Linked DNA regions of Mus musculus: region 1 is linked to region 2. A link is a loop called in an ENCODE intact Hi-C map of the cell type or tissue named here. Cell type or tissue: left cerebral cortex. All regions are shown on one strand. Links, peaks and the distances in the headings refer to the core of each region. The heading gives the core; the rest is flanking DNA. Region 1 has its middle 76 kb from the start of Gm6567. Region 2 overlaps Rgma (repulsive guidance molecule family member A).

The links. Hi-C counts contacts between places; a loop is a spot of excess contacts. Peaks named below come from ENCODE experiments on the same cell type or tissue, not always from the same donor. Only the 100,000 strongest peaks of a DNase experiment are listed, where the experiment ranks them.
Region 1: it touches region 2 in a loop (5-fold over the local background); 4 of 42 quality-filtered maps call a loop at or near these places.

The regions. Positions count from the first base shown.
Region 1 is chr7:73,018,028-73,034,009 of GRCm38, reverse strand. No RefSeq gene overlaps it. Among named protein-coding and RNA genes, the nearest start is that of Gm6567, 76 kb to the left of the region's middle. In left cerebral cortex, for the core only: a CTCF peak has its summit at 8,164; DNase peaks (open chromatin) are centred at 4,862 and 8,150.
Region 2 is chr7:73,415,638-73,431,619 of GRCm38, reverse strand. Rgma (repulsive guidance molecule family member A) reads right to left here. Exons shown (of 4, transcript NM_177740.5): 4 at 11,721-14,303. The coding sequence ends at 13,587. Chd2 (chromodomain helicase DNA binding protein 2) reads left to right here. Exons shown (of 39, transcript NM_001081345.2): 39 at 1,620-4,968. The coding sequence ends at 1,953. Among named protein-coding and RNA genes, the nearest start is that of A730056A06Rik, 48 kb to the right of the region's middle. In left cerebral cortex, for the core only: CTCF peaks have their summits at 5,732 (motif pointing right), 7,817, 8,946 (motif pointing right) and 11,908 (motif pointing right); DNase peaks (open chromatin) are centred at 8,952, 9,393, 9,827, 10,111 and 5 more places; H3K27ac peaks cover 2,544 bases.

The DNA of each region.
Region 1 (15,982 bases), core at 3,266-11,265, 400 kb after region 2:
TGAGATGGCTTATGAACAGTTCAAAATCAGTAGATATTTGTAGTCGATCCAAGGATGCTCTCCCAGATGGCTGCCTGCCTGGTTCAATACCTCACATATACTAGAGACTCAGTAAAGTTTTGTTTGAATCATAGACATGCTTGAACAAAGGCTCTCATTGTCTCTGCCAAAGGTGTGGGTGGATCTTGAACTCACTTAGCTATGGTAGGCATCTTCGCTGACATACCTTGCCCCACACATTCCTTTTCTTTGTCCCTTCTAATCTTAAGAACTAGGGATGCTCTTCCATACCTCTATATTATAAAGTTATGGTTCAGGGAAGCCTGAAATCGTTGTCAAACATGGGACCACACAACGACTTACTGGCTATTTTTAAGCTTGACCTATCTTCCTTGGGTTTCTGGCATCAAAGATCATTAAAAATAGATAGCATTTTAGAACATTTAAAACACCTGATTATACTGAACCATCACCACTGGTTTTATTTTCTCTTCCTGTGGTTCTCTGAGGTTGAGCAGAGAAACCTCAAGGTCACTTTCAATATCAAGCTGTCTTTCAGCCCAGGGCCCACGCTCCCTATTTGTAGGTTATTTGATTCTTTTACTCCCGTAGAGAGCAAGCCTCCTGCCATTTCCTTGACAAAGATGGCTTGTAAACTTGTACCTTATACTCAAGATAGAGGAGAGTAATAGAACCTCAAGTGGGGTAGACTATTCTGCAAGACAGTTGACCCACTAATGAAGCAGTTTGTGACTGAAGCCTCTTTACACTGCTATTTCACTATTAAGTGATCACGGGGGTGGGGGGGGTGGGGGGCAGGGCAGGAGCCTGTCCTCAGACCCTAATATTGTCTGCCTCTCCTAATGCGCCTGGGAGCAGAATGAACATCCTTGCTCATCCCAGCATCGATGCGCTCAAACCCTGCACCTTATTTCCTATTGCCTCGCCCTCTTTGATTTCTGGCTGCTCACATTGCCGTCAACAGTGGCTATCCTTTCTAGACAGGAAGTCTTTGAGGCAGACGTTTGTCTTTTTCTCTTCTCCGCCCCAAGGCTCACTATAACGTGCAGTACATGTCTGTTGAATAAATACAGCCTTTCTCAAAAGGATAACAGATTCCCCGAATGCTAGCAGTGCCAATCATCGGAGCACGTTGCTTTTTTTTATTCTGCCTAAGTTCTGCGCACACTAGCTACAGCTTGGCTTTCCATTTTCTCCTGGTTGGAGTACTCTAAGTATGCTTGTCACAATAATGAAAATGTTGTCTGGCTGGGTCATTGATCAAATCTCAAGGAGTGAAGAAACAAGTCTCCGAAGGCCTGACTCTGCTTTTAAAGGCACCAGGCCCGAGGAAGCTGCTGGTGTGATGTCCTTTGGGACAGGCTGGCGAGTGCCTGACAAGCTGCTGGAGCAGGCACTTTCAGTTTTCCTCTGCAACAGTGTCTGAAATCGATACTCCATCACAGCGTGTGTGGGGGTGGCAAGCAGGCTCTCTCTCTGCTGTCTCTGACATTTCAGGAGCCTTGATGCTGTTTGGAGGCTGTTCCGCCTCAGTTCTGCAGTGGGTAGGGTGCGGGGAGGTGCGTGTGTGCGCGCGCGCGTGTGCGCGCGCGTTCTATGTCTTCTCTTCCAAAATCTTGCAGTTGTTTTTGATCTCCACAAACCAGAGGGAAGAAGACTCAAAGCCCATGACCTGTGAGTCTTGCTGGCCTGCTTTAGTTCAGCAAAAACGATATAGAGGGCTTCTGTCACAAAATGAGTGGCTCATTTTGTCCCTGAGTGAGAGAATCCAGACAATGCGAGGCTCTTCTTGCGCGACCCCAGAGCGAACCCACACAAGATGCAGCTGGGTGGCCCCCGCAAACTGGCAAGGGCTACAGTGAGCCATGAGTAAACATTTCTTTTGCAAAATGTACAAACTATTCAGAGTAGAGCTTGGGAGAGCACCACTCCTCCTGAGGGAGAATGTTTTTCATCAATGCAACCCATGAGTCATTTATTGAAATTGACATAGGTGTGTCTCCATCTGAGGACACCTCTCTCTTTCGGCTTGCTCTCAGTTTCCTTTGCTGGGTACTCCTTTTCTCTACGATCTTTTTTCTGTCAGAACCCTTATTTGTCTCTGCTACTCTAAGCTCCTCTCTCTCTCTCTCTCCCTCTCTCTCCCTCTCTCTCTCTCTCTCTCTCTCTCTCTCTCTCTCTCTCTCTCTCTCTCTCATTATGATAACCAGGCATCTGAGCTCGACTTTGTTTTTTAATCTCTACTTTCAGTGAAATCTCTTTGCTTTCCTTCAGAACGCTCCTACGGACTCCCTAGGTCCATCTTTAATGTCTCTGATGATGCACATGGCTACCCACAGGATTTCCAAGCGTGCTCAGGCATATCTCTGCTTCAGTCCACCTGCCAGGTCCACAGTCTGCCTCCCCTTCTCATATATTTCTTTTCTAGTGAAGGACGTGCTGTGTGTTCCTTCTTGGACATGGATGACAAACTTCTAACCTAGTGCTCTGCTCAAGAGCTGTTTCATCTCTATGACCCCCTTCCAATCTCTTATAATGCTAATAATTAATCTAACCATGACTTATTTTGGAATTTACAGTTCTTGATGTGGCACTTGGCAATCGACTAGCGGCTATTTAATAATAGTCCGGGTTGAGCCTTAACAACTTGAGATACTTGCCTCTTTCGTTTGACCATCTATAAGTGTTACTGGTATATTGGTATTTATTGTTTTTTTTTTCCTACCGTGTTCAGATTGACTGTAGAGCTCTGATAGACTCTATTGGATGCTTGTACTAAAGTCCATGAGGCCTCAATCCTATACAAAGAACTAGAGGCAACTAAAGGATGGTAAAAGCAGGAGAAATAGCCTTCCCCATGGAAGAGTACACAAATTGGTTATCCAGTACCAAAGAGTTAGCACTGGAAACACACATAGAGGTAGTGCACAGATGGAGCAGGTTGTGTTTGTGTATTTAAGAAAGTGTGTGTGTGTGTGTTTATCAACAATTAATGAAAAAAAGGGGAATTAATGTGAAATAGATCAAGGAGGGGTATATGGGAGGGCTTGGAGGGGGAAAAGGGGAGTGGGAAATGATGTAATTATAATATTAAAAGATAAAATAAATAGAAAGGTCCTTTTTAATATTTTACACTTTACTGAAAATTTCATACAAGAATGTAGTGTTTTGATCAAACCCTTTCAATTCCTCTCCTTTACCCCCCTCCCCTCCCCACCGCAAAACATCAGTCACATATTCCATGTCCCTTAAAAAAAAAAACCCAAACACCCAGTGAGTCTGTTTAGTGCTGCCAGTGTGTACGCTGATTTGGATCATCCAATGGAGGATGGGCAGCTGTTCCAGGGCAGCATCCCTGAAGAAATTTGCTCTCCCTCCCCTGGCAGCCATCCATTGCCAATTGCTTCTCAGCTAGACATTGAATCCCATGAGTCCCCTTCCCCATCCATTCTGGGATTTTGGATGGTTTGATCTTATGCATGTCTTGTGCCTGTGATCACAGCTGCTGTGAGTTCAAGTGTGCAGTGGCTCAGCAAATGATGCTTCAAAGGCAGATATTGATGCTTTAATTTTTGCAATCTTTCTGCCTCATCTTCTTTGATAGTCCCTGAGCCTGGGCATGTGAGGTTCTTAGTAGGCTCCTGACCTACATACTTAGAAGGATGTTTTTTAAGGTCTTGTTGTACAAAATTTTGGGCAAGCTCCCATACACATGAAATTATCTATATTCATAACTATATCTATCAAGTATATATACATATATCTATACATATATACATACATATCCACACATATATGCATACATATATCAAGTATATATACATATATCTATAAATATCTATGCATATATACATACATATCTATATCTACATCTCTATCTATCTATCTATCTATCTGTCTGTCTGTCTGTCTATATCTTTTTATTCATAAGGTCTATACAGGGATATGTCTATCCAAAGAGATTCAGGAAAAGAGTCCACCTTGTTTTTTTTTTTTTTTTTACTTGATATCTTATATATGGGGAAAATTTGCATACATGCTAGTTGTCATGGCTTTTATCTTTAGAACCCTAGCCTAATTTTCCAGGAACTCCATTCACCACCAAACTTAGTGGTCATGCTCTCTTACCTCTTCCGGATCTACTCATTTTCTGTTGTAATAGACATAGCGGAGTCTGAACAGTTTATATAGAAAAGAGTTTTAATTAGCAATGCATTGGAGAATGAAGTCCAAACAACACACCAGCTCTGGGACGGTTGTTCTAATTGTGTCCCTCGGAGAGGAAGTTGTCATAGTGCTAGCATATGGAAAATGGAAGATCAGAGGCAGGGGAGGGGCCAGGCTCATTCTTTTATAGCAACCCACTTTGGGACCACCAGAGATTCATCATTCTCTTCTGAGGTCAGTATCAGTGATCCAGGACTTGCCAATAGGTTTTGCCTCATAAAGATCTCACCTCCTAACAGCACCGCACTGAGGACTAAGCTTCCTCCCCTAGAATTCCTGGGGAAGATACTCAGTCCATATCCTAACCATCACAGTTTGTCTAAGTCACTGCCTTGGGGCTACACAGGTGAAAGGAGATGTTCCTATTCTTTCTGTTCCCCATTCTCCACATTCACTGAAGCACACTTCCTGGTTTTTCGGAGAGAGGCTCTGGAGTCAGAGTGTCTGGGTTCTAATCCTGATTCCATTGAGGGGTGTGAGCTTGAACGGGTTACCTGCTATCTTCCAGCTTCACTGTCCTTGCCCGTAACATGGGAATAATAGAAATTGCTGTGAGGGATGAGATCGCAGCATGACACATCAGGAAACATCACATACCTATGTAGAGAACTTGGCGTGGTGCCTGATGTGACTCATGCACACTCAAAAGGATGTAGAGCATGGTTATTTTTATTTGATTTTTCTTTTCACATTATGAAGTTGGCCTGCATGATAGCCTCTGGTGTCAGATGCGTTATCCTCTAGTATAAGACAGCTCCATTTAATCTTTCTTTCCTCCCTCTCACTGTGTGTGTGTGTTTGTGCATATGCCTGCTCTGTGGAAGCCAGTGAGGGGATTGGGTGTCTTCCTCTATTGCTCTCCACCTTATTTCTTGAGACATGGCTTCTCACTGAGCCTGAAGCTCCCTAGACTGGCTATGTTGACTGGGCTGTGAGGTCCTGGGATGTGCCAACCAATTCTGGAGTCATAGGCTTTTATGGATGGTGGAGATTTGATCTCAGGTCCACTTGCATCCACAGCTGACCATTTGAAACCAGTTACCCAAGTGAGTCATCTTCCCAGTCTTTTGAAAACAAAATCTTTAATAGGGGCAGTGGGCTGAGGGAGGGCCGAGTCTTTGGCACAGGGGTGAGTGCTTCTTCCTTAGTATCGGGGGATTGTTTATAGCCTGTGCACCCCCCAAAAACCGTTCTTCTAAAATTTAATCTATGTGTAAAACAGAAGCTGTCTTTGTTTGTTTGTTTGTTTGTTTGTTTGCTTCTTCTCTGGCTATAGGAAAGCGTCAGGGGAGGAGAGGCAAATGGTACCTTGATTTCTTACTCTAATTGGACTCCAGTTGAGGCTTGATCAAAATCCATTTCATGTCCTTTCGGAGTGGTTTAAGATTCTCTCCCAGGGATAATAGGAACATCTTCTGTCTACATATACATTCGACACCGTTCCATGCTGTCACTATTAAAGTATTTGAAAAAGGCATTCTTTGGTAATGCAGCTAAGGTGCTTTTCTTTGTGTGTAGGGTTAGGTCAGTGATTCTCAAGCAGGGGCTCACACTCCCCACCCTTATGCCAGGAGGTCTTTAAGGATGGAGACATCTTTGGTTCCACAAAAAAATGGAGCAGTCTTTTAGTAGATCAAGACCAGGAGTAGTCTTGAGTAGTATTTAATGTATAGGATAAACAAATACTTGATTCAAAATGTCAGGTGGGTTAATGCTTAGAAACCATGTATTAGTTTAAGTTGCCCTAAGATCTCTTCCACATTTCAAACCTGGAATATATTTAAACGTATTTCTCCCTCCCAGTACATGCAGAGTTAACAGGGCACTGGATCCTGTGGTCTTTGTCTAAACTGCCAAGTCCACCAAGGGGATCAATGTCTTGCTTCTTTCCTCATCGTCAGTTATTGATTTCCTCTCAGCCCCTGGTACCCATTCCCTTGTTGCCAGAATGCTGTGAGTGGCATGAGAGATGAAGCAGGGCTCAAACCAACTCTGAGATGTGCTTTTAATGAGGTGAGGAAAAATCATCTAATAAAATCAATTTAACACCAGGCTAATGAAGAGATTAAGGACTCAAATAGATCATCTTTCTGATAGGGATCCTTTTTAAGGAAATAATTTATTTATGTGATAGATGGATTCCTCTGAGGTCATATGCAAGTGAAGTGCTTCATTCTCGAGACACAGTGTCTGTTGACTCCCCCTCTCTCAACATTCTAGGTGTTTCTCACACCATTCACGCTACAGCATTCACAACTCTAGGTGGAAAACAAGTATTTGTGTGGTTATTTTGTGTCAGATTTCCCCATGACTTCCCATTCCCATGTCTGCATTCTTTCACTAATTAAGAAATTCATTTCCCAAACCGTGTTTTGCTTGTGTTTTGTAATTTTGTGCTCTGTTCACTCTTCAGCAGTAAAATTGTTGACTGAATTTGTTTCCTTTTTACTTGAGCAACAGATGAAGTCTACTGAAAGACAGAGGTTTTTAAAAGTAAATATTCACAATTAATAGAAACAGTGCTCAAAAGAGAAAAGTGTAAAATGTTCTGGGAACTTTACACAGAACAGAGCTTGTTTAGAGAATTAAAAGTTTAAGGTCCAAGGTAAGAAATACATTCAGTATTGGAAGGTTGAATGGGAGTTGACCAGGAAGATAAATGATGGACAGAGACTAGGAAAGATTATAAAGCACAGGTTGTGTGCTGTGTCAGAAGTACGGGATGAAAGATGAATAGGTGGAGATGATGGGACCACGTCCTTTCAACCATGGTGAGCTCCCTGGGAAAGAACTCAGCCCTTCTCTTTCCTGGTGTCTGTTAACATATCTGGTATACAGTCTCTTATCAGAATCCACTAAACACAAGAAAAAACAACCTGCAGATTTTATGCTGTAAGTTTATAAACATACACATAACATGGTTAGAATAGAATTCCTGGGGAGGATGTTTGGTCCTGTGGCAACTGGGCAATGCTTTGTTAAGAACCGTTCCAGGAAGGTAGAAGTAGGGGGGAGGATTCTGACATATGTGGGGGGTAAATGTAATAGAATCTAATAGACCAAGCATAATGAAATGTGGTGTATGGCAGAGTTGCATGCACTATATCTTGGGCAGTGCTGGACACAGAATGATCCTTCATGGTGTGTGTCACTAATACCTCATTTAGCATGTCACTTTGAAGGTGTCAGGGGTAAGAATCATCAGAGGAGAGATGTCCGAGAAGAGCCTCTACTTCCCTCAGTCATCTTGAGGGCATATCTCTTGGGACACTAGTTACTGGTTTCTAACCTGCCTCTCTTTTCATCTCTTGTAACTGACCAGTGTGTGTCTGAGGTGTACAAAGTCTCTCTGCCTTTCAGGTCCTCCACTCTGAACTTCAATGATAGATACTAAGCTAACCCCTTGGCCATCTCTAGATTCTGTTGACAACTTACTCTTATCAAGCTAATTGCTCAAGCTTTCCCCACACAAGAACGGGGAGTGTGACTCTTTCAGCCTTTTGATGATGAAGTTGGCAATTACTTTTCATTCCAGAGAGAAGAGGAAGCTCTATCTTAACACCAAAGCCCCATCTATACAGCCTGTTAAAAACAGGATTTACATAAGTTTATTAATATGCATTTCTACCAAATTAGTTTTAGAGAACTATTCTTATATATTGTTAATTTGGGGGGAATGAACTAAATTTTAGCATGCACAGTGCAGAGAAAAGCAAACAACAAATTCTTTAAAGAGCAACTTTGCCGTGAGATTTGCATTCTAAATCTCCCAAGAAAAAGCTCTGGCAGCAATTCACACTGTCTTCATATTTTTCGTTGTGCCAATATATTTTTTCAACTTTTATTCTAAAAGGAATGTACTTAGTGCATTGCTTAAATGCAGGGTGGTTTCTGGTTTTATTGCTCAACAGCTCCTCCTTACGCATTGGCTAGCATAGCTCCATTGTTCAAAAAAAAAATGATGAGGCTTCACGTAGTACATTTCTCAACGAAGAGAATTATCTAGGAAGGCACAGGGCCTGGTGAGATCTGCTCTTGACTTCCTAGTCTTCTATGTCCTTTTGAAAGATTCTTTATTTCTCATGCTTTGGTCTGTAAAGTTGCTTTTCCAGAATTGATGTGCATTATAGGTGAGGGAATGTATTAAAAGTACCAGCATGTATGAAATTCTTAAACAGAAACCGAAGGCTATGTTTCAAGCACCTCCCTTCAGTGCACACCAGACCATTCCCTTGTCTTTATTCTCTGTTAATGCACAAAGAGCTTAATTCACTCAGTCCCTCTGGCTCAAAGTATATTTCAACCCAAGTCTTTTTTGTTATTGGGTAGACGTGGATGCTGGAATCTGGGAAAGATCAAAAATTTTGAGGATTTTAGTTCAACTCTACAAGCACATAGGCCTGACTCTGAAGGAAGAGTGATGGGAAAGTGGATGGACACACCCTGTTCACTATTAGCCAACCTAGACAGAGCCAGGCTTTTCAATTTTGCTTTCGTATCCACCCTACAAGGAGGTTGTGCTCTTTCGGTTTAAAGATGAGTTAACACAAGGTCTGAGAAATTCAGAAACTATGAGTTCTTTGATAACGCCTGACCTAGGGGTTGCCACCCTTTCTAATTTGTTTTCTTGTGGATGGTGTGCTGAGCAAAGGCAGCCAGAGGTACAGGGTGTTCTGCAGGCAGTCCCAGGTCATAGTGGAATCTGGGTGGGAAACAAAGTATTCTGCCGTGCCCAAGTACAGCACAGTAAACTTACAACAGGTTTCTGTGTATAGGGCTCATCTGTGAGTGTAACAACATGCATTATAATTAGAGTAAGTAGAAAAGACTGATTCTTAGCTATGCCACCTTGGGCTACCTTGGGCATGATAATCTATTTTTATTATTTGAAAGATAGAATGGTCCTTTGTATTATACTTTAATGCAAAATTCCATGAAAATTCTTTAGCTGAAAATACCAAATTGGCTATTTTTTTTTTTTTACACAAGCAACACTAGACAGTATAAACCCAATTCAATATATCTACTATCTATATATTAGGTCATTAAACCTGCCCAGAAATTAATAAATATTTAATAATCAACTCATAAGTGATAAAGAACTTATAAAGACTTTATCAATCATTATTAATTTAAAAACATTGACCTTTAGGTTGTTGTAAAAATAATGATGTTCAAGAAAAAAAAAAAGACAAATGCATAGCACAGAGAAAGGAATGAAGTGGGAGGGGGATAAAAATGGAGACTCGGGCTGGAGAGATGTCTTAGTGGTTAAGAGCACTGACTGCTCTTCCAGAGGTCCTGAGTTCAATTCCGAGCAACCACATGGTGGCTCACAACCATCTGTAATGGGATCTGATGTCCTCTTCTGGTGTGTCTGAAGATAGTGACAGTGTACCCACATATATGAAATAAATATGGCCAGAGAGAGCTGGACTGGAAAAAGAAAGTTGGGAATCCATATGGTGTTCTTCATTTTCGGGGCACTTAGGTGCAGGTGGGAGGCGGTACATCAAACTCTTTTTCAATTTGAGAACTGTTATCTTGTTTTCTGATCCACTTTTTCGAGACAAGAAAGAATGACTCTCTTAGCCTCTTTCTAGTATGAGTGTTAGTAACTGCAGGAGACTTAAAACATATCACATCAATATGTAATGGATTTTTATTTTTGATAAATTATGTTGTCCAAAGAATGATTTGTCTACCCAAGAAATTAATTTCTTCAAAGGGCATCAGATCCAAGATATCAGTGTTAATATGAGTTGCAGGTAGATTTGCTTGTCTACACTGAGCACTAGGGTTTGTTGAAAGAGTAAATGGTTATAATAATTCTACTGAAAATAGTGTATGTAATATTCAAGTGCCTATTTTGTTGTGGGATATTGTAGAGCATTCTTCTACCATGTTGGAGAGGGGGTGATGTTCTGACAGCAGAAGCAAGAACAAAGCTAGAGTAAATGCTCATGGGGGTCACACAGACTGTCCCAACTGAGGAAGGAAGTATTACCTGACTAAAGAAAGGGCATTGATATTCTATGATATATGCCCTTCCTCCTTCTTGAATTCTGGGAACAACAGCTACAGAATGTCCAGTCCAACACAATGATGTGGCTTAATTAGTCACAAATAGGTTTGCATGAACTGAATAGGATGCAAGAGATCCACATCAGCGCTCTCAACAAGAAGGGCCTGGAAAGTGACTAAAAAATTAAGATTTTTCTGCTCTCTTTAAATATAAAGACCATGAATCCCAGCCAAGGAATTCATGGTGTAGATTTCCTGATGTGACTTCTTTCCAGGCTGCTACTCAGTGGGTTTTAAAGTAAAGAGGAAACACATAAGTTGAGGAGCAAAGGTGGTGATGTGGGAGGGGCTGGAGGGGAGGGGATTGAAGTCCATTGGATCAAAATGTATTATATGTATGCATGAAATTCTCAGTAGAAAAGAATTGCTTCAGATACTTTGCAGGCCATATACATTAGGTCAAATACAGGCTGGCAGAGAGAGCAAATAGCCATTGAAAGGTAGCTAACATTATTGCTCACCATAAAGAGTTGTTATTGGCTTAGAGGCAGTGATTGACTGGGAAAGGATCTGTGTGATTATTCTGAGCATGAATGCAGTAAAGTTTAAAAAAAAAGCAGCTAAGAAAAGAGCACAGTTGTTTAAAAGCACAATAACTGGGGTGTGGAGAAGGGACTTTATAGAGCAACATGTTGATGTGTTTATTGTCAGTCATAGTCATTAGAGTTAATGTGACACCATACTCTTAAGACATCATAGGACAATTAAATTTTGTGAAGCTTAGGTTATCCCGAACTTGTCATAGTGTGACATCCTAGAACTTGACAGGAGTGCATTGTGATAAAAGGAGTGAGGAAATTGGGTGGTAGAGTTGATCCCCCGATAAGAAAAGTGTTATGGAACATAAGAGCTAGCTTCACAGAGCTGTAATCTCAGCACTTCAGAGGCTGAGGCAAGGAGGTCACATATTTAAAGCCAGTCTGGTCTCCTGGGTGAATCCAGGGCCAACAAGGGCAATTCAGGGAGACCTGGTCTCAAAATAGAAAGTAGAGATATGGTGTGGTGGAAGCAGCAACAATATCAAGTTTGTAAACACTGAAATGACATGCCATGGACAGACATATACACACAATGAAAAACATGGACTTTCAGTGTGGCAAGTGGTTGAGAAGTGGAGCATGGATTCTGGACATAAAGCTTTATGCATACACTCTATCTGGCTGTCTGTTTGTCTGTCCATCTGTCTGTGTGTCTGTCTGTCCACCCACCCACCCACCCACCCAAGTACCCACCTGCCCACACACTCACTCACCCAAGCACCCACCTACCTACCCACTCTGTAGACCAGGTTGGCATGGAACTCAGAGATCCACTCTGCCACTGCCTCTTGAGTGTTTGGATTAAAGGTATGCACAATTACCCTCTGGCTTACATATTTTAATAATTTATACTTGATGTCTTAAAAATTTTAACAAGTGTATGTTTGAATTTGTGCTTTAGAAGGGAGTCTCATGGGCATGGGTAGAAGGCACTAGGTTTTTCCGCGTAAACTCTTGGGCAGGTCTCATTTCCAGTATCTCCCTGCCTTTATCTCCTTTCCAAGTCTCTTACCCCAGATCTTGCCTGGCTTCTGCCATGCTGCTATAAGTTGGGCTGGTAGCTTTGTTGGTAATATAATATGTCTAGCTCAATTTCCTCTCCCTTGGCTGGCACCACATGTTGGTTTAGCAGCTTGCACAAGGGAGACCTTGGGAGTTGGTGACTCATGTGCTGATGTATGCACAATTGTGTATCTGTGAGAGAACTACTTCTGGCTTGTATGTGTGTATGTGTCTGTGTGTTTCATTCTTAGAGGTATGGGGATGACAAGCTATGACCCCGACTACTACAGCAGGGGACTTTGGAGCAGTTTGGACACATCATGCTGTGCAGGGTCATGCTGGATCTGTTCGTGGGGATAGCGAGAATAAGCAGTAAGGCTGAAAGGAAGGTGTCACCATGATGAGAGCATGAAGTGACAGCTGGCTCCCCGTGTGATGTGCTTACTACTTCATAGTGCTAGAAGAATAGTGAACCTCAAGGACTATGTTCGGTTCTGAAGATAAAGGAGGTTTGGCTGGAGGACTTTATCCATAGAAGCAGATATATGTCTTCTCTGCGGTAGTGTCTGTATTCTGAATATTCTCATCAATGATTATAATTCTCTACATGATCAATAACATGTAAAATATAGTCCTAAGGCACTGGAATAAATTCTTGATCACTATGTTTTCAGCTACTAGTGGATATGAAGGGCCAACTGATCATAACCTGTTCTCTTTGCATTAGTAGGTAATCTAGTTCAGTGACTCTTAACCTGTTGGTCCCTCATGGGTTTAAAGTCATTATTTTTATTTTTAACATCATTATTTTATTTTTCTGCTTATTGAATTAATATTTTAAAGGTAAGAATGGCATGGCTAATTATATATTATCTATCTATCTGTTGGTCTGTCTTCTATCTATCTATCTATCTATCTATCTATCTATCTATCTTCTATCTATCTCATCTATATTTATCTCCCTATAAATGTATACCTATATGTCTATCTATAGCTATATCATCTTTCTATTTCCATCTTTCTGTCCTATCTATCTATCTATCTATCTATCTATCTATCTATCTATCTACTATCTATCTATCCATCTATCATCTATCTAAGTGCATTGGGCTTTACAAGTTGTATAGCCAGTTGTGTTCACAATTTAAAGAATAACTTATCTAGGTCTTGGATCATTTATTTTTGTTGCCTATTTAACCCCAGAGGGTGTGTGTGTGTGATGCATATAGATCTAGAAGTATACATACATACATACATACATACATATATATATATTATATACACACACATATATATAATTAGTCACTTAATTCATATATGTTCCATATTCTGTATATATTTTGTATATACATATATAATTATATATATACATACACTGTATATCTCTTCATATATATGGAGAGAGAGAGAGAGAGAGAGAGAGAGAGAGAGAGAGAGAGAGAGAAAGAGAAAGAGAGAAGAAGCATGTGTTTTATCCCCTCAAGGACCTTCTGGATCAAGATGTCAAGATAGCACAAAATAACAAGCTGCAATTTCAGATCTTAAACCAGGGGATATGCTGACTTCATGAATACCTTAGTGCCTGGAGGAATGCAGTATTACATAATTAACAATAGACAAGTAGTGGTGATGAGCATGTGCATTCATGCATGTGTGCATGTGTGTGCCTGTCAGAGAAAGGGACAGACTGCAGCAAGGAGCCAGGAAAAGATTTCTGCTTGCTTTCTTTAATGCCTTTCTTTCTGCTTTGTGAACAAAGGCCATTACCCTATGACTTTGCAGTGATTGTGTAGGCAGCTGCGTTGATGATTTAGAGGAAAACTTACCTAGGTCTTGGGTCATTTATTTATGTTGCCTACTTAAGCCCAGAGGGTATTTGAGTCTGGGTCTATGACACCTAAGTGCTCTTGGAAGTGATCTGTGAAATATACAGTGGAGGGACCTGGGTAAGCTGTATTTAAAATCCCAGAAGTCAGATAATGACATGTGTCTTCTGTGCTATTGTGTCTGTATCAAATATTCTCATCAATGATTATGCCTCTCTATGTGATCATTAATATGTAAATTATAGTCATAAGGCACTGGAATGAACCCTTGATCACTGCATTTTCAGCTATGAATGGATGTGATGGGCCACTTGATAATAACCTGCTCTCCTTTTCTTCACTAATTGCTAACCTGGTCCAGTGACTCTTAACCTGTCTGACCCCTCATGGGTTTAAACTCATTAGTTTTACATCCCTGCTTATTGACTTAGTATTTAAAAGGTAAGGAAGGAGTGACTAATTAGACAGACTGTGAAATAGGTTTCTGCTAGCAGAGGAATATGGTAGCTCTTTGCTGAGGGAATTCTGGAGGAGGAGAGCTAACTCTGTTTGGCTTTGTGTGATACGAGTAGTTTGAACTGTGAGATGCTCTTTGAATAAGATAGTGGCCTTCCTCGCTTTCCACTTGAGAGTGGAAGAGGTAGGAGGCAAGAAGTTAGAAAAGCATAAATGCTGTTTTATGATTCATTGCTTTGTGGAGAAATATTAATCCAAGTTACAGAATTCTCACTCTTCTCCCCTTTTCCTGAAAGTAATTCTATTATTTTCAATTACAAAGAGTATTCCTAAATAACTACTACAAAGAAGGTATTGCTAAAACAGGCAAACAGGCAACAATGACATGGAGAGTGTTTCCTGCCTCCCATGTGGAAGTGGATGCTCAATGCAAGTGTACTTGATAAGGAATTTCTAGGACAGCTCTGTAGTGACAGATTGCTACGGAGCCCTCTGTTCAAACCAGTGTGAACTGGGTTCCTTGCCATCATTTCCATTGCATGGTGTAGTCCGGTTTACGTTTGGGTGTATTAGAATAGGAATTTTTTTCTGACTAATGGGTTTATAGTATATTCAGTAACATTATTGATTTATGACAGCTGGACAGAATAGATTAAGAATAGAATGTGGAAAATTTAAGGAATTTTACCACAGAAAGGAAACAAATGAAAGCCTCACAGGAGTCTAGATTTGTAAAATATTGAAAACAGAACTTCGAAGTTTTAGAGAAATTGTTTTACTTGCTTCCTTTCTCCCTCCCCAGATGAGTCTAGCTTCCATCTAACAGACATAACACTATTCTGTCCAGACAGATGGTAGGACATCTTATACTATCCTTGAGAAGAGCTTGGTATTCTCGATCAATACAGACATAAAATTAGAATTAGTACTTTTCAGATATAGCTTAGATTGATCTCAAACCAGGGCCTTTGCACTGGCCAGATGAAGCACACGTGAGTGAGAACTGAGTGGTATTGATGTCATCACAGAACCTCTGTGTCTGCAAACTCAAGGGCTGATGGGATGGCCCTGCTCCCACCTTCAAGTTAGTCTCAGCTTGTGCCAAAATATCTAGTTGCTGGGGCACCATTTGCTGCAGACTTCTTTCCAAGCTGAGTCGCCTTTGCAGCTTTCTTCATCATTGATCAGCTTCACAGATGTGATCTTAGGTCTGAATTCTGAGACTGTGTCTCTGATGTCCTCATTCTTATAGGGCCACCATTCAGGCAGTGATGACAGTCTTTCAACTATGCACCCCCGTTTTCAAAGGTGGCCTCAGCCTACGAATTCACTCCATGCCATACACATTTTACAGATGGTTACTATTTTTCAAGAGAAGAAGGGGAAGCCGTCCCATTGCATGTCTTCATTTATGTCTTTCTTCTTGTTCAGTGGTATTTTGAGGTTTTCAATAGAAAAAGATTTTATGTTTCGATAAATTTAATCCACACCCTCTGATGCTATGAAAAATGGAAGTTTAATATTAGTTTTTATTTGAAATTCTTTGTGCCTAGTCTAGAGAATATAGCTGACTTCATCATGGGAACTCATTAGATTAGATCTTGTGGCTGGGTTTTGAAAGATAAAATAAATGAGAAGTCTAGTCTAATATTCCACTTCAAATTTAGAAATAACTTTTTAAAAATGTAAGTGTGGCAAGTTAACAACTGAATTTCCTCCCACCATGTCAAATACCAGGCTCTCATTGGTACCCACATAGTTATTCATTCATGGTTTATGCTTTACTTCTCAGTGCACATAAAAAAGTGCAAAGAATGAAACTGAACC
Region 2 (15,982 bases), core at 4,693-12,692:
TATTGCAGTCAGGGGTTTTCTCATTGGCCTTTCTATACAAGCAACTTGGATTTGCTTTCTTGCTTTCTTTAAGTATCCTTTATTTTATATTTTGAATGTTTTAATTATAATATGTTATGGAGATTTTTTTTTTTACTGGTCTTGTTTGAGATTCTCTAGGTCTCTTGTATCTGGGTGAGCATCTCTTAGGTTTGGGGAGTTTTCTTCTTTGGGTTCACTAAAGATATTCTTGATTCCTTCACTATGGTTTTCTCCTTCATGCCATCTTTGGAGGTCAGGGCTTTAATGGTTATCTCAAACTTCTCCTATGTTCTGTTCATAGTTTCTTCTACAACGTTTTCATTGACCTTTATCAAGTCCAGTTTCTCTACTCTGTCTTCTATCCGACTCTGTAAACGTGATTAGTTCTGTTGCCATGGTTTTCCACTGAGGGTTTTAATTGGCTTATTGAGGTTTTCATTTCAAATATCATTTCAGTTTGGGCTTCCTTCACCAAATCAAAGTTGTTTTGTTTGTTTAAATTGGATTGACTTTCTCATTCCATTCATCTTTGCCCTTTGAGTTGTTTGCTCACAGTGAAATTCTCTTAAATTTCTTAGAAGTTCTTCCAGGTCATTTTGAACAGGAACCATTGCTATAGATTTGTGTTTTTGGAGATATGTTGCTTATTTATTTATTTATTTATTTATTTATTTATTTATTTATGTGTGTGGTGTGTGTTGTTGTTGTTGCTTGACAGTTGCATATTTAGAGTTGGTTTTGGTTGAGCTTTGTTGTTGAAGTCACCTTCCTTTAGTAGAGGAGTTTACATTGCTCAGGACTCACAGCTAGCTGTGTTGGGAGTGGAACATCCTGTCTTTGACTGGTGTTTGATGCTATAGTCCCTATTTCAAGTGGTTTTGCTTGTCTGCTATGGCCCTGGTACCTTCAGTTGTGGTCAGGAGCTTGGAACAAGTTTCCTCTGCCAGTGTGGAATTCTTTCGGGTCTAAAGGCCAGGTAGGATAATTGGAGGGTCCCAGTCAGGCAGCTGGTAGGACTCTGGGTCACATGTGGTGATAGGAGTGTCCCTGATAGGGAGTGGCCTGGGAGCTAATGAATTTGGAGAGAAAGAGGGCCAAGACGAGGTGGCAGTCTCAGCAAGCAGCTGCCTGGTTTGAGCTACTGGGATAGTGGAGTCTTTAAGTGTGTAGGTAGCCTACCTCATGTGCTGGTGGGGTAAGTCAGTTTGTAAAATAATTTTAGGCAACCTTAGTGCTGAGTATCTAGGTTGATTCTGGGTCTTGCTGCTGTTAATGATTTACAAATAGGTTTTTAAAAAATATACATCTTTTCCTCCTGAGCATGGAAATATAAAAATATTTATAGTTGTGTTCTCCTGAAGGGAGAGTTGAGCTTACTGCAGTTTTACTGTGTCTGTCATCATAGGATGCCTTTTACCAATATGTGTGAAACAGCTGACTAACTACTGATCTTGTGTCTATGTGTGTGCTTTAGCTTCCTGGTGACATAAGCATTAGTCTCTGGATCTCTGTGTATGTGAGGGAATGGAAGCAGAAGATAGAGCAAGCATTAGGAATCTAGCTTTGTTTTTCAGCTGATCTTTGCATCTCTCTTTCAGGCACCATCATGACTCCAAGCGGAGGAGGTCAGATGACTTCAGGCCCCAGAATTATCACCAGCAGGATTTCCGACGAATGTCTGACCACAGACCCACCATGGGTTACCACGGCCAGGGACCCTCAGACCATTATCGCTCTTTCCACACAGACAAGTTGGGGGAATATAAGCAGCCCATGCCTTCATTGCACACTGCGCTCTCAGACCCACGCTCACCCCCTTCCCAGAAATCTCCCCATGATTCCAAATCACCCTTGGATCATAGGTCTCCTTTGGAGAGATCACTAGAACAGAAAAACAACCCAGATTATAACTGGAATGTTCGGAAAACATAAAGGACCACTCCTGAAGACAGGGAGATCGCGGAAGTCATCAAGCACTTGGGCGTTCTGCTCCGATGCAGCTGTGGCCAGCGGTCAGGCTGCTGAGCCGGGTTTCTGGATATGCTGCTGCTGTTGAATCCACTGACTTGGCAGCTGAAGGAGCACTTGAAGGAGTCGGAGGCCTTCGTCTGCTGCTTTGGTTCGGTCTCCACTCCTGCACTTTGGCCCCACCCACCCATCCTAGCCTCTCATGGCCTCCCACCCCCATGGGTGCTAGGAGGAGGTGACTTTATATACCAGCTTCATTGGGCTGCTTCCTCTGAAGGAATCCTTGAGAGTCAGTGAATGTTCTATCAGCATGAGTGACCAGGGCAAGGACCTGCTGGACAGTGTGTGATTGGTTCACCATGACACGAGGGACGATGCTCATGGGAAGTGGGGGCACAGGGTGGGTTTCACACTGCAAGACTTGAAAGGGGGACAGGTATACCCCTTAGCCCTTAGCTGTGTTATTGGGAGAAATGATACACTTGGTCTCATTATGTGAAGCGGGGTGGGGATAACGAGACAGGGAAATGGCCGCCATGGTGGCCTGCTCCCTGCCAACACTAATGTTCCCCACACTATCTTTGTACATTTCAGAGGTTTGGTCTTCTGGGTGGTGTCCGTTTCCCCTCACTGTCAGGGAAAGCTGGATCCCTCTGGCTGACTTAGAGTACTGTGACTTGGGCATTGCTAATGCCAGCGTGGGGCTTGCTTGTTTGGGGAGTGGGCTAAGTGGGTGTAGGGGTGGAGATGGGGGTGGGGTTATTATAGCCAGGAAAATAGGAATCCCTGGTGGGTTTCTGATTCCTGTGCTGAGAAGGAGAGTCACAGGTCCTGGAGATAGAAATGGAGGTGGCCTGCTGATAAGATACCTGCTGGTGAGCCCTGATGTGGGACATACGTGCAGATAGGGGGCAGGGTTCGTTTACAGTGCCAGCAAGCATGGAGTTGTCAGTATTGGAGTGAGTTGTCGAATTGTAGCTGCATCTTGGTTCCTTTACACAGCTTGAAGGGGCAGCCTGCACAGACTGAAATATCTTGACAGTTGAGATGTGGTCAGGTGAAAAGCTACATCTCCATTACAAGTTGGAACTCAGTAGAATCAAACCTTGTTACTTTAAGATCTGTAGAAATAAACCTAAGTTAATTTTCCCCCAAATCACGAGCATCCGTGATGGGGTAGCCAAGCTGTTAAGGTGGCAGGAGGCTGGTCAGCGTCGGGTTGGGTTGGGTTGGGTTGGGTTGTGGGACAGATGGATTTTATCATTGAATGGCTCTTCTCAGTGTATGGATACTGGGTTGGGCCTTGGGTTTTACTCACTTTCAGTATAGCTTGCCAGTATTGTTAAGGTATCCAAAGCCTTTCTAGATAGAGACAGGAACATTGACTTGAACATATGTATGTAAGAGTCCAGGCTCATTCTGAGTTGATGAAAAGTCTTGTTTGGACTTCTGCAGGGTTTGACTCCCTGGACACTCTGAGTGGGGTGGTCATCCAGGCAGTACTATTAATGACCTCCCCAGGGCAGGCATGAGTTGTGTCCTGAGTGGAACATCTGGCCATGCATGGTTGTGATGGGCCATTGCTTTCGCTGCTTTAGAGCACCACAGACCTGACTGCTGCCGAGTCGGTCCCTGCAGCTAATGCTCGAAGACCTTCTGGGCTCCTCGTGGCACTAGGCCCTTCACCTTGACTGTGTGCATGCATGACCTGCAATAGAGCCCACCAACCACATAGAAGTCCCCTGGCTAGAGTCTGATGCCTGGTGGCTTACCGGACTTCTCAGTCAATTCTGAAAGGTATATTTTGGGCACACAGTGAAAAGTGAGCCATAGATGGAGCTTCTTGCTGATCACATTGACACTGTCTGTGTTTGATTTGCTGAGCTCTTGGATGTTGGGAGTGTAGCAGGCACAGGAGGTACCTCTGCAGAAGGAAGGCGGAGGGTGGAGGCCTTGCCTTTCCATATTCACCTAGGTCTTGTCTTTCAACTTGTTGGTAGAAGTTACAAATTATTCTCAAAACTGTCTGTCTCATCATGAGGAAAAAGGAACTTTCTTTTGTTCCTATTCAGGACTTGAGGTATAGTGCCATAAAATGTAGCAAAAACCCTATCGGCCAGATCAGTGTTACATTGATTCTAAGATTACAGTATGTCCCATCAAACATCTGCTGTAGGTGAGGGAGTGGATTTGAAGAGGGGTTGAAAGAAAGGAAGCATTCCTCTTGCTTTAAACTAGTATGTGCATCAGATGCTTACAGCAGAAGTTTGCACAGGTAAGAGAAGCTGCCAGTGACGTTCTGTGGGGCCTGGCTTTGGGCAGCTGCTCATCATTGAGGAAGTGGCAGGACTTGGAGGAAGTTATGTGTGAATGTTGTCAAGTCCTGAAGTCCTATGATGCACTGTGGCCCTAGAAAACGAAGATGAAGCCTCCACTGACCACTGTGTCCTCTCTGACTTGGCCAGCCTGATGGTCCTTCCTTCTACTCTGTGTAGTCATTCCTAAGCCCCACAGAGGGAGCGCCAACATTTCTCACTGTGCTGCTGAGGTTCTGACCTGGTGTGTCTGACATTGCATCAGGCTTTGCAGAACAAATGTGATTCACTTAAACGTTCACACACAGCAACACTGAAATCCTACAGACCAAACAAACCCACTTGTCAGCAGGAGCCGTGGTCCAGCCCAGCACCTGTGCTCTCGTAGCCGAGGCCAGCCGTGTTGGGAAGAGAGCCATGCCAAGGGTCCAGGCTGCTGTAGTCCACCTGTGCCCTACTCATTTGGGGACAGGTGGTTTTTCTTGTAAACTTGTGGACTTTTGAAACCTGTTGACTAAACAGTAATTAATTTATATTTGTGAAAAATGCCACTGTCCTGGTGATTTCTGATGTAAATAATGTTGTTTATATAGTATGTATTAAATTTTCCTACATTGTAAAACTGCTGTACTTTTTTGATTCTTGTATATTAAAAAGTGTTACTAAGGATTTTTAGAATTGGGCTAACCAGTTACATTACATTCTGGTGTGAGGCACACGCCACAGTCTCCCTCCCTGGCTGGCTGCAAGCTGTGTGTCCATGCTTGTTTACATCTTCGACAATGGAAGCTTTTTAAGTTGCATTTTTGTTATTGGTTCTAAATAGTTTTCTGTCCCTGAACAGCCACAAACCACAGCTGCGTACTTCAGGGAATGGCATGGAGCCATTAAAACTGAGTCATGAGAGGTTGCCCTCATCTTTCACAGTGGTCATGGGGAGCCTGCTTCAAACATCCACCTCTGTCCAGAGAGAAGTAAGACATCAGGCCTACAGCCTACAGCTTTAGTGCAGTTAATCAGTTGGGTTATATACTCTTCTCTTCTTTTCTCTCCCCTCCCCTCCCCTCCCCTCCCCTCCCCTCCCCTCCCCTCCCCTCCCCTCCCCTCCCCTCCCCTCCCCAACTTCCTAACTTCCTAACTTCCTTCATGATTTATTCTCCTTTTATGGGCACTGGTGTTTTGCCTGCATGTATGTTTGTGTGAGGGTGTCAGATCTTGGAATTACAAACAGTTGTGAGCTGCTGTATGGGTGTTGAGAATTGAAACTGGTTCCTCTGGAAGAGAAGTCACTACTCTCAACCACTGAGCCATCTCTCCAGCCCTGGGTTATATATTCTTGAATGCGGAAAAACACTTTTCTTTTTTTAAAAATTTTCTTCTATTTTTTAAAAAAAGATTTATTTATTTATTATATGTAAGTACACTGTACACTGTAGCTGTCTTCAAACACTCCAGAAGAGGGAGTCAGATCTCATTATGGATGGTTGTGAGCCACCATGTGATTGCTGGGATTTGAACTCGGGACTTTTGGAAGAGCAGTTGGGTGCTCTTACCCACTGAGCCATCTCACCAGCCCCGAAAAACGCTTTTCTTATGGAAACAGTGACACAAATGTTCACTTGCAGTTTGGCACAGCGGCAGGCTTAGCTCCAACATGGCCCAGATAGAGGAAAGGTGACCTGGCCTATGTGTCGAAATTGTCCTAGGATGGAGTTTAGGAGAATCTTGCCCAAGCCCAGGGTTTTTAAAACTTGCACATAAGTGTCTTTGAAACAAAACTCAAACCTTTATGGTTCTCTCAATTCTTAGTGCCAAACACACCCATGTGTCCACTCAGCAGGGAGAGGGCGGCCGCTGGGACTCCACCTTGCTAGTTGTCCAGGACCCTTAGGTGCAAGGCCTGGCCTGGCAGGAGGCTGCTGGGTCTATAACGCTTGCGCCTGAGTGGAGAAGTGTGGAGGACAGGTCCTGTGAAGAAACCTGGTGATCCCCCTGCTTCAGGACGCAGCTAGAACAGCTCTGGGAACCTTTTAGGAACAAGTGCTGTGACAATCTAAGTGCTAGTTAGCTGGCTTCGAAGCCCACTGCTGCCAAGATGCCCACCTTCTGGAAGCTGCAGGCCCTTGCCTCCCAGCCCTCCCTAGCAGGGACTCAATGTTTGGTGATCACCACAAACCCTGCTCAATTAGTGCCAACAGAAAGGTCATGTACAAAAACTAAGGATCAGCTGTGTGTCAGAACAGAGTCTGTGGCTTTTAAAGGAGCCGTCCTGGCAATTCCATCAAGGCTTTAACTAAAAGCCCCGTCTGTCATACTTCAGGTCAGAACCTTCTTTGGCCCATGCTGCCTGTTGGCTTGCATGGTTTTGTGGAGTAGGCTGTGGATGTGGCTGGACCAGCTAAAACCTTTCTGTATGCCCCTGATCATAGTGGCACCCTGCCCAGACCCTGCTGGTGAGACTTTCCCTCAGGTGACAGGTCCCGGGCATGTCCTGGACTGTTAATGTGTCCAAGTGGCTTGTCCCTGGCCACACTTCTGGCTTTATTTGGGAACAAAAACAATGGTCTTCACCTGCAGTGTGTGCAGAGTAAATTGCCATACCTCAGAGCAAGCAAGCATGGGGAGTTCACATGAGCTCTCTGCCTTTCCTGGAACTCCTGCTAACTACAGGCACTATTGTGGTGTTTGGGTGGCATAAAGGAATTCATGGGAGTCAGAGTGTGTCCTCCCCACCCCCACCCCATTTTATCTCTGCTGTGAAGCAGCTTCAGTTGCAAATTGGTGTGTTGTATGAGTGCATACAGGGCAGAGAGAAGGCCACCAGGCAGGAGACAATGTCCCATTCTTAGTTGGGGATGGAACCAGAGGACAGCTGGGGAGGTCGGGGTGACCAGGACAAAGCTTGTCCTTCTCAGAGGTCAGGCCTTTCCCAGCACCAAGCTCCAGTGGCTTGAGCAAGAGGCTTCTGTAAAGCCACCGCTTGCTCTGGAGCCCAGCAGGGACAGAGCCATCGAAGAGCTTCAGTGTCAGAAGGACACAATTACAACTAGATCCTGGGGACAGGCTGCTCATTGGAGGGAGTTCTCAACAGAAGCATGGGGCCTGCCTTCTTGGAATTTATTTTAAGTGGGGTGGGTACTCTAGACAAGCAAACTGCAAGCAGACAAAATGCCACCTAAGGGAGAAAAGAAGCAAGATTACAAGATGTGTGTTCTGTTAGCCCCACCAAGGGCCAACAGAGGTAGCCGTGATGGAGGCCCTGCAGGATACATAATATGTGCTTGGCTGGTCACATTGTTAGAGAGGATGGTCGGGCCACTAGACGCACTGAAGATGGAGACCACTCCTGCAACCTGTCCATGTTTGCTTTCTATTTCAGAGATAAACACAATGACTTGTAACTTTAATTTTTTCAAATCCTGTTTTTAATGATGGTTCTTAAACGCTTTAACCTTTCTTGTAGCCCCCCCCCCCTTCAGAGTTAGTAAAAAGGATATGGGGGTGGGGGTAGAGGGAAGTGGACTTGTTTAGAAAGGTTATTTGGAGCAACTCCTGTCTGTTGTCTGGAAATCTGCAGTTCAGTTCACAGGTTAGCAGGCAGTGGCAGCTCCATCCACTCGCAAACACCTCACAGATAAACTACCTCACAGATGCACCAGGAGCCCAGTTCAGAAGAATCAGGTTAGCAACAGCAGTGACACTACCTAGCAGAGACAGCCGGGCCTCAGCCTCAGCTCCAGACAGCAGAAGGGGCCCCGGGAGAAGTTCTCAGCTGTGCATCTCTCAGGGAAGCGAAGATCAGTGAAGACGAGAGACCCACAAGCGTTACACAGCCAGCTGTACCAGCAAGCCAAGCTCTCTTCGTCATTCTGTGGAGTCCTATTTCTACCCTCCAAGCATCACGTGTCCTCCACGTGTCCTGCCTCAGCACATGCATCCAGTCAGCCCGAGTCCTTGAAAGTGGCAACAAACTACAGCACACCGCCACAAGTTTTTGGTGCATTTCTCTCCATGGTTTCCCGACAAATGCAATGTGAGGTGGACGATGCCTGTCATTAGCCAAGAATCCTTCATCACACGTCCTTTCACGTGCTTGCTTTAGTAGAACATCATTTCTCCTGTGTCTGCTTCAGCTAAGCATTCCTTCACGAATCCGCCTTAGCTTTTTACACCTGTGTCCACTTTAATGAAACATTCCTTCACGTGTTTGTCCTAACAAAACACCCTCCAACTGTCTTTCCAAAGAGTCTTCATGTTTCACTTCATTGACCAAAAGCAACTTGGGGAATAAAAGGGTTTGTTTCATTTTAGCCCTTCCAAACATGCAGAGAAGTCAGGGCGGGAATTTGAGGCAGGAACTGAAGCAGAAGCCACAGGAATGGTGCCTACTGGCTTGCCCTCCGTGGCACACTCAGCCCTGGTGGTCCCTTCCACCCACCGTTGCCTTGGCCCTCCTACATCATCATTAATCAAGAAAATGCCCCTACAGACTTGCCTATAAGCTAATCTGATGGAGGCGTTTTCTTAATTAAGGTTTCCTCTTCCCAGGTGACTCAGGCTGACAGAAAACTCACTAGCATGCCTCCCTAGGTGGGACCATCTCTGTATCTGACATAGCATCCCAGAGTAAGTGTAATTCTAGAACTGTCCTGCAGAGGGCAGCAGGCGCACACAGACTCCAGCCTAACCGCAGATAACCCACATGCTGCCCGGTTCTTCCAATGTTTAGATCTCTCTCTTTTTTTTTTTTTTTTTTTTTTTTTTTTTTTTTTTTGCCACCAGAGTCCAGAGGATTGGAGCCATCCTGTTCCTGAAGGAGGAATGAGAGGGGACTGAGAGCAGCTATATGCTTCCCTACCTTCTTCAGCCACTGCTCAGGGTTCTCAGGTCTATGGCAGCGAGAGGGATCAAGGTCTTATGAGCTCTGGGCTGGGCTGCTCCAGGTCGTCACACACACACACACACACACCCCCGCATACTCTGCTCTTTGTAGAATGCTTTCTCCACCTTCTGACATGCCTTGCTCCAGAAACTCGTGTGGTGAGTTAGTCACACATGCCTTTTACCCCTCCAAAGAGGAGCATCCCTTTTCTTCCTTCCTTAGGCGGCCACTCAGAATGTACCTGCTTCTCTTCCTGGAGTCTGCTGCCATGTGGGTCGTTAGATTATGTAAGTATCAACTATTGGTTTATCTCCCCAGCAAGAATACAGGATTTGTCCCGAGACAAATGGATTCATCAATGACTAAGTTCCTGGGTACCACTGCCACCGGGACCTCTTTCGGTGGGTTCTCTTGTTGATGTTGGGCATCTGTGCCAGGAATTAGCTCATTAGATTTCCACAGGACCCTGGGAGGTGGCTACGTGTAATTCCATTTTACAGATCAGGAATCTAAGGCTCAAGAAAAAAAAAATCCAAGGGAGACCACACAGCTAGCAACAGGCAGAGCCCAGCTCCGATGCCAAGTCAGCCTGCTGCCCAAGCTCACATGCCCAGCCGCTGCTCTGAGCCATGCTTGGGCCTGAGAGACAGGCTCCAGTGCTGCCTGGCTCTCCTGGACCTCTGCCAGTCTTCAGATAAGTTTTCCCTCCAAATTTACCCGGGCAGTTATCAGATTTCGCTGATCAGTCCTTTCTGGTTTTTACCCTTACAAACTCTGGCTTGTGATATGAGAAGCCTAAGAGTTCTTTTCCTTGTTTTTGCTCTGGTGGGGGTGGGGGGAGCACAACCCAGGAGCCTAAGGTCTCTCACACCATAGGCAAGGGCCCTAACATTGAGCTACATACTCATAGGCAGTTGGGGATGGAGTGGGAGAGAGAGAGTAGCTCACAGGCTATGCGAAAGCTCTTCGGTTGCCAGGCTGACTGGCCTCGGCCCAGGTCTGCACCAGAGCAACTGTCATGCACAAGGAAGATGGGAGCACTCAGACTTAACTCAGAGCAACTGTCATGCACAAGGAAGACGGGAGCACTCAGACTTAACTCAGACCAACTGTCATGCACAAGGAAGATGGGAGCACTCAGACTTAACTCAGACCAACTGTCATGCACAAGGAAGATGGGAGCACTCAGACTTAACTCAGAGCAACTGTCATGCACAAGGAAGACTGGAGCACTCAGACTTAAGGTGCTGGCCCCGGACATTTGAGATGCAAATTCCCCTGTTCTGGAGGGCAGTGAGCGGTGTGGTATTTAGGAAAGAATTCTTGTGGGTTAAATTTAGGAGCCTGAAAAAAATTCCAAGCCCCACATATTTTTTTGGCAAGTGTCACATGGCACTTTCATCTGATGGAGAGTGAAGGACTTTTTGCCTGGGCCTGGCTTTTCCACAGTCTGTCCAGCGTGTGGCTCGGGCCAATGGCCCCGCCATTGCTATGCTGTTCCCCTGGGATTGTTTTCTTTAACAATCCCACTGACCACTGGGGGGGCCAGGCCTTTGGTGACTGACAATGCAGGAGAGTGGGTGCATTTAGCTCTTTCCTCCTAGATCAACCCTTCAGGGTCTTTGTTTAAGAGCCTGTGGTTTTGCTTGTTTCTTTGTTTCAAGCAAGGCTCTTGAACATTCTCTCTCTCCTCACATCTGGTGCTGAGGTTGTGTGTCCGGTGGGCATAAATGCTCTCTGGATTTCTCCTCTTACTGGCCTTTCGTCTCCTCCCCAGTCTTGCGGGTTCCTCTCCTCTGGGGAGCAGATGAAGACATTGCTGGGAGCTGTTGGGAGCCTCAGAGGGTTAAGTGACTTGACCAAGCTTACTTATCTGGGACTTAAACTTGACTTGAACAGAGTATCACAAGCAAAATTGACCTAGGTGTATGCCTTGGCTCTGCCCTTGACAGGGAGGGCATGGTACAGGGGGGCACATCTCACACAGATCTTCAATCTGTTAAATGGTTTGGGTCCCGTGACACTGAATCACGGCGACAACATGTGCCCGTAGTCAGCAGGGAGCCTGGCTTTGCACACGTCTGGACAGTGGTGCTATCAGAGCACATCACTGGGCCCCTAGGCTGGGTGCTAAGGGATGTTGAAGGGGTCGAGTTGTGGCTGGGGCTTCTCGGTCATGCTGGCTTGGATGAAGCCATTATGGACCGCAGACCCTCCTCCATTCCAGACTCTGTTCTAGACAACAGCTCTCAGCCTTTCATCGTATAACATCGGTCTGCCCTGACGTGCCCAGAGCAAGGGGAAACGGACCAACCAAGTCCTTCTAACGGCTCAGGCATAGGAAGGAAGAGAGGTAATCTCAGTCCCCGAAGGCCATGGTGGTTAAACAGCTGCATCTCACAGCTCACACAACTTGGGCCCACACAGCCCCGTCTTGACACACTTTGTAGTGGGGACACATCCACCCACCCACCTCACCTCTCCACCCCGCAAGGACCAAAGTCTGTTTCGAAAATAAACTCCAACAGCTCATCTAAAAGAAAAATAACAAAACAAAACCAACTTTACTTGCATTTAGCCGTTAATAAATAATTTACAGTATGTACACGCAGTGGCTCTCCACACAGGTCGCACACAGGTGGACTCAGTGAGGGGTCCCCACTTCCAAGCAGAACGTGATCAAACACAACCAAAATAAAGTGCTTCAACTCTTTTACTTCCAACATAGGGATAGCTGAAAAACCAGCAGGGGGCAGCGGAGCTGACCCCTCCCAGCTACCCACGTGGTTTTGGCAGGGGTTTGGACCTCTGGGAGGGAGAGGCAGGTTCTGCAGCCTCCCGGCCAGTGTATGAGAGGTCCCTGGGGGGTGGGGCTGGGGTAGGCTCTGCAGGGCCGCTGGCTGGGTGGCCCAGGGGGGCTGGCGGTACCGCCATGCTGGTTCCTTGGGGGGCCTCTGGAACAGCAGAAGAGATGGGAATGGCTCTGGGCTCTGTGGATGGACTCTGGCCTTGAGCTGAAGGAAAGAAAGCTAGGTTCCCAGTGACAGGCCTCTCTCTGGCTGTGGCCAGAGAGTTGAAAGAAGGTTCTAGTGGGAGGAGAACCCGCCAGGCAGGGTCATGGTGCAGGAAGGCCTCTTAGAAGGTGCTCCCCTCAGTTCCCACAAAGAAATGCAGACAAGAGGGCTGGGGGGTGTAGCTGCTGACCAGCAGCAGGGGAAGTCTAGGAGACAAGTGAAAGGGCAGAGGACAGGGCAGGCCAGCTGGCCCTATCCACTGGATCTGCTGCTCATGCCCTGAGACCCCAGCCCCTCTCTGGTGGGGACTCTTATGTCTGCTGGCGGGGGCAGGGGTGAGGGGTGGGGGTAGGGGTGGCGATGGCAGGAACCGGAGGATCACGTCTCTGTTGAAACATTCAGAATGACAGCACTTCGATTTCTTAAGTGCAATGGGAGAGGGGCAGAGGGTGGAGCCAGAGTTGGGGATCTGAGCCCATGAATGGTACCGCTTAGACCTCAGGCCAAAACACACCCTCCCTTCAACTGTGGGGCTTTGCAGGCAGGTGCCTGGATGCAGCACCTCAGACACATCCACAGTAGCTGGATGCACGGGACAGTCCCTGCGTAGCACTGGGTAGGAAGGGACCAGGAGGGCACAGCCTCCTGGCTACAAGGTTACATCCATTTGCTAAAGATGCTGAGCAGGGCTCTCTGGTATGCCCTTAGTCACACTGCTAAGGAGTACCTGCCTGGGGATAGAATCTTGGAAATGCTTCTGCCTTCCTGATGTGGGGTCTTGGGGGTGTCCCCATGGGCTTAGTGTGTGCGAGTGTGCTTGTGTAACAGTGTGCGCGAGAGTGTGTGGGAGGGCACAGGGGCCCCAGAGTAGGTGTGCAGCAGTCAGCCGGGCCTGTCTCAGTGCATTGTGAGGGTGTGGAAGGAGCCGACTTTCCCAGTGTCTCTCTGGTGATGGGGGCGGGGGGGGGGTGGACTTCAGCTTAGGGGGCTCTGGTTCGCACATTCACACGATGGGGGTCAGGGTAGAGGGAGCTGCTCTCTCCCTCACACAACTCTACTGTCACAAAAACACAGCATCAATCACCACAACCTTGTTGCGTGCACAAATCAAGAGGGGAGAGCTGTCCCACGCGCCCTTCACCCCGGCCAAAACATCTGCAGACGGCTCTGAGGGCACCATGCTCAGGCCGTCAGCTGCGGAGGCCACCTCTGCTGAACGGTTGGTTGGTCTGCAGAGAACACTGGGTCTCAGGGAGCCAGCCCACCTGCTGGGCTGCATCCTGAGGCTGACTTGAGCCCTCAGACAAAAGGAGAAGCCAGGGGCAGGAGCCCAAGGCTCAGGGCAGTCGTTACTCTCCTCTGTATCCTACCTACATGGCCAACTGTCTACCACAACACAGGCAGGAGGACCAGAAGTGGGATGGTGCCAAGGAGAATCTGGGGGGCCAAGGGGAATGTGGTGGCAGCGGCGGCGGCGGCGGCCACGGCTCCTGGCAGCTCCCGAGTCCTTTCAAACAGATGCAGCTTGTCCTTGTTGGAGTGGAGCATCTTGCCATCCTCCAAAGCATAGTAGGCAGCCAGCGTGAAGTTCACATCACCAGTCGTGAGGAGGTCGAAGACACAGGCCTGGTAGTACAGGTCTTCTACGGGCAGCTTCTCTTTGCACTTGGCCACGGCTGTCTCATAGGGGAATGTCTCGGGGACCACGGGAGAGGGACTGGCGGCTGCTGGCCTGCGAGGGCTTTCAGCGTTGGCACGGAAAGCCTGGAAGTCGATCTGCTGGTTGAGCGGGCAGCCCCGCAGGCAGAGGTAGAGGCCTTGGCTGTCACGGTCCTCCACGGCGTTGACTACCTCCTCGGGCATCCGGACGGCAAAGGTCAGGTAGCGGCCCACCTGTCGCACCACGATGGTGGTGCCGATGTACTTGGCCTGGATCTCCACGTGCTGGCCCGACACCTTCTCTGTGATCTTCAGGCTGTTGGCCCCGTGTTTATCTCCCCCATTTTTGGAGCCGTCCGCAAAGGCAGACGGAAGTTCGTCCATTTCAGCTTGGTAGACTTTCTGGTCCACACACTCTTGGAAGTTCTTGAAGATGATGGTGAGCTATGGGGAAAAGATACAGAGGAGAGTAGATCAGGATGTGTGAGGAGATGTGCCTTAGAGGTCTTAGGGGACTGGGAGGTACCCCAGGATGCTGTGGACTCTCCCTTCTTCGTAACAGTCACAGCTAAATACCAACCACACTCTTGTACACTTAATACTTTGTAACTTTTATTATATATGTACTAAAATTACTTAAACGTTCGCTCACTACCATAACTTAAAAAAAATCGGCTTACTCACTATAGAGAGGTGAGCCATAAAATAAAATATAAAATTAAAGGGTCCAATGAAAACTAAAAGGTTTTTAGTCCGCTAAGATCAGGGTAAAAACCGCTCCCCCAAACATCAGACCCCAAATTATTCCAGCTCACGAGCGCTATCTAATGTGGCCAAAGCTGTGACTGGGTTACCTGCATGGGTCCCAGGACAGTCGCCAGTGTCTGCAGAAATGAGAAGTCGAGAGAGACATGGCCAAGAGGACAAGGCAGAGCGACTAGGAGTGGGGAAAGCAGCTATGTGCCAAGGGACACCAGCGGCAGTGGCAGCGGGAACTAGAAAGCCGGCAAGGACGGCCCTGCTACACCTTCCTGGTCTTGCATGCAGCCCAGGAGCATGTAGAATGCAGGGCTGTAATGCCCAGAGATGAGTGCAAAAGTCCATGAAAGCGAGAAGGCAGAGGTCATGAACCAATGCAATCTGGGGGGGGGGGAGGGGGTGGAGAGGTAGGGAGGTCATTTCCAAATGGAGACTACAGGGGAGGGCCTGGGTGGAGCCAGCAGTGTCTGTCCTTAGAACCACAGACTCTCTCCCCGTGCCTGCCACTGCTGGCCCTGCAGTTATTATTCCCCATCTCCTGTGGCACTGTGAGGGTTTCACAACTGCTCAGAGCGCTGCAGCAGCCTAGCGAGGGCCACCCAGCCACGAAGGGCAGAAGTGGTAGGCTTGGGTTTCTCACCTCTAGGGCAGTGGTTTTCAACAACCTGTGGGTCACGACCCCTTTGGCAAACTTCTGCCTCCAAAAAATATTTACATGACGATTCATAACGATATCAAAATTTCCGTTGTGAAGTAGTAACAAGTAATTCTGTGGTGGGGGGTGGGGTCAGCATAATGCGGAGGAGCTGTAGTACCAGGTTATAGCATTAGGAGGGTTGAGAACCGCTGGCCTTGGGTCTTATGACCACTAGTTCACAGGGTAAGGAGCTGGGTAGCCTTGGGATGTTCTGTGTCATCCTGGGTGTGGTGTCTGGCTGTTTCCCAGGGAGGATGCCAAGCTGGAGACATGAACAATTCCGTGGAAGGAATGGGCACCTCCTAGCTAGCTGGTGGGTCTCCAGAGGGTATGCTGCCCCACTTTTACCCCAGTGGACAGCACATGGAGCCTGGCTGAGGCGGGATGTCCTCCCTGTAAGTGCAGCAGCAGAGAGCGCCATGATGATAGCCCGAGAAGACTCCCAGGGCCAACGGCCATCACGCAAGGGCTAAGGGAGTCTCTGGCCCCTAACCATAGGACCAGAAGCCGGAATCAGTGCTTGGATGGGGTCAGAAGTGGGAAAAAGTCGAAGGATCCGGGTTCAGAGTCACAGAAGAGCCAGGAAGGCCAGATGTGAGGCCTGGGGACGGCAGACAGTGCCTAGCTGAATTTCCAAGTTGCCACAGCTGCGAAGACCCCAGGAGGC